3 separate regions of the Homo sapiens genome follow, and all the other regions are linked to region 1. Evidence: chromatin loops called from intact Hi-C (ENCODE). Cell type or tissue: heart right ventricle. All regions are shown on one strand.

Region 1 (2,500 bases):
TTGGACTTCTAGCCTCCTATAGAGGCTGTCAGCAATAAATGTCTGTTGTTTATAAGCCACCCAGGCTACAGTATTTTTGTTATAACAGACTGAGCGAAAACAGTAAGCAAAACCAAAGAAGAGGTACTAAGAAATGGAATTCGGCATGCACTGGGGGGGTCATCTCACACAGCACCAGGAAGTGAGAAAGGCTGAGTAAGTCTCTGCCCCTAATCACTGAAAATGTGGGCACAGCCAGCCATAAAGGAATAACGTAAAATGAAGTGCAAACTCCAAGGAGGCATGGTTACCTGCTGGGGAAAGCGGAGGGATGAACTACTGGAAAAGACTTTGCTGATGAGAAAAGTGAAGAGTGCCCATACCTACGGAGACCAAGTCAGGAGGGAGCAGCCTGATGATGATGATGAAGTATCTGCCAAGGACACTATTAGGAAACCTGAAATTTATCTTCCAAATGATGCCATTCCCTTCCCAAGAAGCACCGAGGTCCCTGTAACTGCGCACAAAGGCCACACTACCCAAAGCAAGAGAAAGTACTGAACAGTTTTCTCAGGTATTATGTTCTAACGGGCTTGTCCTAGAAGGGGTTAATATGTTAGATTGTTCCATGACACCCTCTTTGTACACTGTCACTACTCTGCTTCCCTGCCCAGGGCAGGAGGAATGGCCTAGTTGGACCCAGGGCCCTGTCACTGCCCAATGCACACCAACAGTGTTGGAGCACTCTGTTCCTCATCCAAAGGACAAAAAGATAACCAGTCCAAGCACAAAGGACAAAGACAACAGTTTCTAGGCAGTAACTGACATTCTTAGTGCTACCATATTTTCCTTCTTCTCTGTTAAAGAATTCTGCTCGTGATTTTTAAAAGGAAAAGCCCAGGACTGACACAGCCTTTCAGAGATTTTTGTCAGCATCCCAGCACAAGCAAAGGCAAAGTCACCATCCCACTGTCTACAGCAACACCTGCAGGTCAAGAGCCTGAACTGCAGGTGCTATGAAAGTTGACACTGACGGCCCATGCCCAGGAAACCAACACCAAACCCTACCGTGAGGTCATCCAAGAGGCAAACCCTAACAGGCAGCTCTTGAGAAATGCCTGATTAGTGACTACGTCATAAGATGCTGCAGACTTTGCGCCCCTCTCTTCCACAGTGCTAATCATGTCTGCAGGCACTGGTCACCCAGTCTAGTATTACATAAACACTGAGGCTCAAATGGCACTTTTTCACTTTTTACAAAGTCTTTACTATGAACAATTCTTTTTTTTTTTTTTTTTTTTTTTTTAGATGGAGTCTCGCTCTGCTCTGTCGCCCAGGCTGGAGTGCAGTGGCACAATCTCAACTCACTGCAACCTCCACCTCCCGGGTTCATGCAATTCTGCTGCCTCAGCCTCCTGTGTAGCTGAGATTACAGGCACGCACCACCACACCTGGTTAATTTTTTGTATTTTTATAGAGACAGAGTTTCACCATGTTGGTGAGGCTTGTCTCAAACTCCTGACTTCAAATGATCAGCCGGCCTCGGCCTCTAACAGTGCTGAGATTACAGGCATGAGCCACCACACCCAGCCTGAACAACTATTAAAATTGTAAAGCATCCTTACAGAATATAAGCACATTCTCTGATGCTATCTTGTGCAAATAGGGAAATATCTGTGTGCAAATTCTCTCTCTTCTCTGAGGAATAAGATGGGTTATTTACTTTGGGCCGGGCGCGGTGGCTCACGCCTGTAATTCCAGCACTTTGGGAGACCGAGATGGGTGGATCACCCAAGGTCAGGAGTTTCAGACCAGTATGGCCAACATGGTGAAACCCTGTCTCTACTAAAAAAATACAAAAATTAGCCAGGCATGGTGGCAGGCACCTGCACTCCCAGCTACTTGCAAGGCTAAGGCAGGAGAATCGCTTGAACCTGGGAGGTGGAAGTTGCAGTAAGCCGAGATCATGCCATTGCACTCCAGCCTGGGCAACAAGAGCAAAACTCCGTCTAAAAAAAGAAAAAGATAGGTTCCTTTAAGCCCTGGGGTGGGGGCATTTCTGATCTTCATTTGACATGCCCTGGCAGCAACAGTAGGGCAGAAACAAGAATGAAATTCAGACCAATTGTAGGTTATTAGTCAGGGAGATGCTAAAATCAGAGTGATGGTAAAATTAGGTCAAAATAAAATTTCCCCCAAATCACCCCAAAAATACTATAAATGAAACCTGTACATTATTATGTATAAATAACAATGTATGCTGCAACAGCTTTAGGGCAGAACACAGGCACAAGGTTGCCAGGATCTGGGAGTCTGGCACCAATGGAAATGTCATTGTATTAGTCCATTCTCATGCTGCTATAAGGACATACCCAAGATGGGGTAATTTATAAAGAAAAGAGGTTTAATTGACTCGCAGTTCAGCATGGCTGGGGAGGCCTCAGAAAACTTACAATCATGACAGAAGGGGAAGTAAACACATCCTTCTTCACATACCAGCAGGAAGACGTGCCAAGCAAAG
Region 2 (2,500 bases), 170 kb before region 1:
CATGTCCCCCTCCTCTCCTCACAGCTTGCCTTCCCTGATTGGGAGCTGCTGGCCCTCCTCCTGTGCATCCCCCCACTTCCTTGGTCATCCCCTTCAGAACCACACTGCTGCCCTCTCTGAGCTGGATCCACAGGGACACCCGGAGGGCAGGACAAGGTTCCACCAACGTGTCTACTTTGGGAAGATGAAGGCAGGAGTGACATTACAGAGAGAGGGAGGTGCGGGCCCCCCATATCCCACCTTGTCCGGAGGGCAAGGCCCCGTCCTACTCAGGGAATGCAGACCACTAGCCCCAAGACTGGCCATGAGGCACAGAGAAGGCACTTTGCCCAGCAGCAGGCCTTGCACATCAGGCGGTGTGCGAGCCCCTCGTCTCTCCTCACAAGAGACCAGGGGCTGAGCAGACCATCCCTCCCCGGGGCCTCTGTCCATGGCCAGCCTGCCCTTTACTGCCTGCCAGCCGGAAGGCCCAGAAGGGTCCAGCAAAGGCACTGAGGGAACTGAGCTGCGGTGACCAGCCTGGCTTGGCTTAGCCCTGTCAGGGGGGTTGTGTCCTCAGGTCTGGCTAGGCTGAAACGGACCCCAGAGCCCTGCCCAGCACTGCCCGCCTGGCCTAGTAGGCTCCTACCACCAACGCGGATTCCACAAACCACTGCGACTGTGCTGTGCACTGTCCCAGAGGAGTGGGCGGGCACCAGGCCAGGCCCCAGAGAGGAGAGAGTGGTCTCACCACAGCCAGGCTGGTGCTCCTCCCTGCAGGGGGCTGGGACAAGGGGCAGTTCACAGCTGCCCAGCTGAAGCCGGGCTCTGGGGCAGGGGTCAGCCCACCCACCTGGGGCCCAGGCCATCTGCGCTCCTGGCCTGACGGGAGAAGGGACACAGACGGAGGGTTTAAGGCCACTGAGCTCTCAGGACGGCCCGAGTACCCGAGCTCTGAGCCAGCAGGAGCAGGAGGGCTGGGCTGCGCCTCCAGCCCCGGGGCCCACCCTTGCTGCGCCCCCATCTCCCTCCTGCACGTCCAGGGGCTGCCCTGGACCACATCAGGTCCCCAGCTCCGTCGCGCCCCTAAGCACAGGGCATGGGGAGGGCCCTCGGGAAGGACAGGCAGAAGCGGTCCCCATCCGAGGAGTCCTCTGACCCCAGGGTGCGGGTGTGGGCTGGAGTGCGGTGGGGTCGGGACTCTGCGCCCGCGGCGTCCCAGCTGTGGAAAGGACACAGCCTCCTCGCCCGGGCAGGAGCGCCCGCGGGGGACCAGTCAGTCCCTCACCCTAGCAGTGGGACCTGAGTGGATCCAAAAGCCAGAGACACCAGCCCATCGGAAGAAACTGGGGACGAGAGAGATTCCGACGCCAGCACCGTAGGGGCCGCACTCGGCGTCCGTCCGCGCAGCCTTGCAGCGACCTTCAAAGGCGGCGCTTAAGAGCCGGTCACGCCCCTCCTGGAGCGGCGGCCCGCGGGTAGTCACCGCGCCTGAGCAGCCAGAACCAGGCCGAGGCCGCGCGGCTCGCGAAGGACACGCGGGAAGAGCCTTTCCGCCGGCTGAGCCGTGGGCGCCACCGCCAGGGACCCCAGGCTCACCAAGCCACGCGCGGAACCGCACGGTGGCCGAGACCGGGCGGGGGCGGGGGCGCTTTGGGAGTTAGGATACGCTTTGTGCCCGCTTGCTGCTTTTTTCCTGCAAGCTGCGCATCAATTAAAGTACTCGGGTTTTTGTTTGGTTTCAGATCAATCAGATTTCATCCTTCGAAAGTTTTATTCTCAAGGAATGCAAAAGGATTTTGGAAGCTTAGAAATGTCCACGTAATCAGACTGTGGGTCACCTGCATGTGGGAGAGATGAGCTTTGGGGCAAGTCTCAGAAGAAAGAAATGGGGCTTCCACAGAACCACTTCCTGGGGCCGGAAGGGACTGGAGAGAGTCATTTGACCCAACCCTCCTGGTTCGTAAGTGGGGAGGCTGAAACCCAGAGAGTTACGTGGCAGCCCAAGGCCACACAACCCAGTGGCTATGTCATGCGCGGTGGGAGGGGGCCATGTATCATGTCCTTTAAAAATGTCCTTTGTACACCCGCATTCATAGCAGCATTATTCACAACAGCCAAGAGGCAGGAGCAACCTGCGTCTGTCAATAGATGAGCAAAATGCACACAATGGAATATTATTCAGCCTTAAAAAGGAAGGAAATGCTGACACAGGCTACAACATGGGTGAAACTTGAAGACATTATGCTCATTGAAACAAGGACAAACACTGTCTGATTCCACTTATATGGGGTCCCTAAAGTTGTCAAATTCATAGAGGCAGACAGCAGAATGGTGGGTGCCAGGGTGAGGGAAGGGAATGGGGAGTCGGTATTTAATGGGGACAGTTTCACTTAGGGAAGACAAAAACGTTCTGGAGATGGATGATGGTAACAGTTGCACAACAATGTAAATACACGTACTGCCACTGAACTGTACACTTAAAAACGGTTAAGACAGCAAATTTTTCTGTTATGTATGT
Region 3 (2,500 bases), 150 kb before region 1:
TGTCTAAGCTGAAGTCTGAATGAAACAGAGAGGCTACCCTTGAGAGCCAAAGGGCAGGGTGTTGGCAGAAGAGGCTGCCATGCAAAGGCCCTGTGGCAGGCACTAGCTGGTGTGTTTAGGGAATGAAGACGGTGGGGAAGAGGGTGAAGCAGTCAGACCCAGCAAGGGCATTTTGTCAGTGGCTTATTGGCAGATGTCACCTGAGTCCTCCAAGGGATTTGGAACCACCTTGATGACTAACAAGCAAAGTGATAAAGCCAACTAACCATTATGGCCCTGGGCCGGGAGCAGCATCCACAGGCTTGGCTCAGAGGCTTGGCCCGAGAACATAGGGTGAGAACCCCCTAGACTTCCTCCCTTCTCACCAAGCATCCAAGCATAAGTTGGACACCAGCACCTGTCCCGGAGATACTGTGCCCTTGGGCAAAGGGAGGGAAGTGAGAGCAACCCCTGCTAAGTCTGCTGCCAGGCTGAGGCTCTGGGCCACCCCCCCCTCTGCTGGCTGGGGCTCCCTGGAGCACCCCTGGCACTCTCTGGCTACCAGGCGAGGTGGACCCTTCCTGACTGACCCCACCTTAGCTGTCCTCATTGGTGTCACCTCCATCCTCCTGGAGTTGCCTCAGGCCCTAGGCCCCAGAAGTCCAGGCACTGTCCCAGCCCAGGCAGGCCCCCAACGCAGGTATATCTAGCAGCTAGGAGTAGTTAGGCTGATAGGAGCAGGTCCCAGATGGCCCATAAGTGGCTCCCAGATCCTCCTTCCCTGTAGTGGACACCAGGGATTTGTCATCGTGGAAATGGCCTCCTAGCATGTGTCAGAAGACTCTGCACTCAGGCCCCTTCCATCCCACCCTGTGTAGCTTCCAACTGCAGGCACAAAGGCTGTGCTAAAGCAGAAAGCCTGGCTACCAGCCTGGAGTTCCCAGCATGGACACAGGCCTGTGTGCACCAGCCAGGGCTAACACAAGGCAGCCATTCCCCTAAGCATCAGGGGTGGCACCTGGGGTGGTCGCAAAGCCCTCAGGAACCAAGCTGCCTCCAGCTTTCTGCTCCTGCATCTGGCGCTGGCCCTCTTCCTGGAGCTCTGACATGGAGATTTAGCTGTCATATCCATGTTCCCAGCAGCAGGATAGAGAAAGGGAGGGGGAATGGTGGGCACTGGTCAACTTTCTGCCACATGACCCCGCTGACAGCTGAATCACGTGCTTTCATTTGGCTGCAAGGGAGGCTGGGTTGTGGGGTGTCTATGACTGAAGAAGTGGAGAAGGATGCTGGGGAAAATGTGGCTTTTGCCGCCTCGTCCATGCAGTGCCTCGCTCATTCTCCAGCCCTCGCTGCTAAGGAACCAAAGTCCAGGGAGCACAAGGCAGCTGTTTCTGGGTTCTGCCTTGTGATAGGAGCTAATATCTAATTGCTGTTAGGATTATTATTGTTGACAGATGCAAAACACTATAAAAGAGAATGTGCATAAATACAGGACAGCCACTTTGGAGAACTGTTTGACAGTTTATTATAAAGCTAAACAAATACCTTCCCTATGACCTGGCAATTCGTCTTAGGCTTTTACCCCAAAAAAGTAAAAACATATGTCAGGAAAAGAAAAAGAGAGGCCGGGTGCAGTGGCTCATGCCTGTAATCTCAACACTTTGGGAGGCTGAGGCGGGCAGATCGCCTGAGGTCAGGTGTTCGAGACCAACCTGGCCAACATATTGAAACCCCGTCTCAACTAAAAATTAAAAAATTAGCCTGGCATGGTGGTGCACACCTGTAATCCCAGCTACCCAGGAGGCTGAGGCATGAGAATTGCTTGAACCTGGGAGGCAGAGGTTGCAGTGAACCAAGATTGCACCACTGCACTCCAGCCTGGGTGACAGAGCGAGACTCTGTCTCAAAAAAAAAAGGAAAAGAAAAACAAAGAAACAAACTTGTACAAGAGCATTTATAGTAGCTTTATTCACAGTAGGTGAAACTGGAAGCAATGTATTAATGTCCATAAACAGGAATGCAGGTAAACAAATTGGTGTAAATAAATTAAAAAGAATAACTACTAGTACACTCAACAACATGAATGAATCGCTCAGACATGAGGCTGAACCAAAGAAGCCAGACACAAAGAATACACACCACATAATTCCATTCTACACATTCTAGAACTAATCAATGGTTCTAGAAATCAGAAAAGTGGCTGTCTCGGCAGAGGGTTGGGGTGGTGCTGGGATTGACTTGGAGGAGCTGAAGGGAATTTTCTGGGATATTAAAATGTTCTGTATATTTTCTGTGGCTACACAAGGGTATATATTTGTCAAAAACCTGGAAAAAACTGTACCCTTAAAATCAGTGTGTTTTATGTAAAGGTAATTTACATGTAAGTTCCGTGTAATTATGTATGTAAAGTATACCTCAACTTTAAAATGACATGAAATGTATGTTCATATGCCATATGGAGAATATACTTTTTTCAGTCACATGGAAGAGCCTAGTACTAGGAGACAAGTACTAGGAG

The links. A loop is a pair of places that touch in the nucleus more often than their neighbours do. Peaks named below come from ENCODE experiments on the same cell type or tissue, not always from the same donor. Only the 100,000 strongest peaks of a DNase experiment are listed, where the experiment ranks them.
Region 2: a loop joins it to region 1, with 2.1 times the contacts of the local background. A loop is called at or near these places in 6 of 110 quality-filtered maps.
Region 3: it touches region 1 in a loop (2.4-fold over the local background); 21 of 110 quality-filtered maps call a loop at or near these places.

Annotation. Positions count from the first base shown.
Region 1 is chr7:44,476,563-44,479,062 of GRCh38, forward strand. The region is part of intron 2 of NUDCD3 (NudC domain containing 3); the gene reads right to left. Among named protein-coding and RNA genes, the nearest start is that of NUDCD3, 13 kb to the right of the region's middle. RefSeq lists a silencer at 788-1,082. In heart right ventricle, CTCF peaks have their summits at 972 (motif pointing left) and 1,176; a DNase peak (open chromatin) is centred at 989; H3K27ac peaks cover 1,582 bases.
Region 2 is chr7:44,308,458-44,310,957 of GRCh38, forward strand. The region is part of intron 1 of CAMK2B (calcium/calmodulin dependent protein kinase II beta); the gene reads right to left. Among named protein-coding and RNA genes, the nearest start is that of CAMK2B, 16 kb to the right of the region's middle. RefSeq lists enhancers at 429-1,032, 1,033-1,634. In heart right ventricle, no CTCF peak of the experiment used is centred here; DNase peaks (open chromatin) are centred at 724 and 1,434; H3K4me3 peaks cover 986 bases; H3K27ac peaks cover 2,279 bases.
Region 3 is chr7:44,329,183-44,331,682 of GRCh38, forward strand. No RefSeq gene overlaps it. Among named protein-coding and RNA genes, the nearest start is that of CAMK2B, 4.8 kb to the left of the region's middle. In heart right ventricle, no CTCF peak of the experiment used is centred here; a DNase peak (open chromatin) is centred at 1,172; H3K27ac peaks cover 1,582 bases.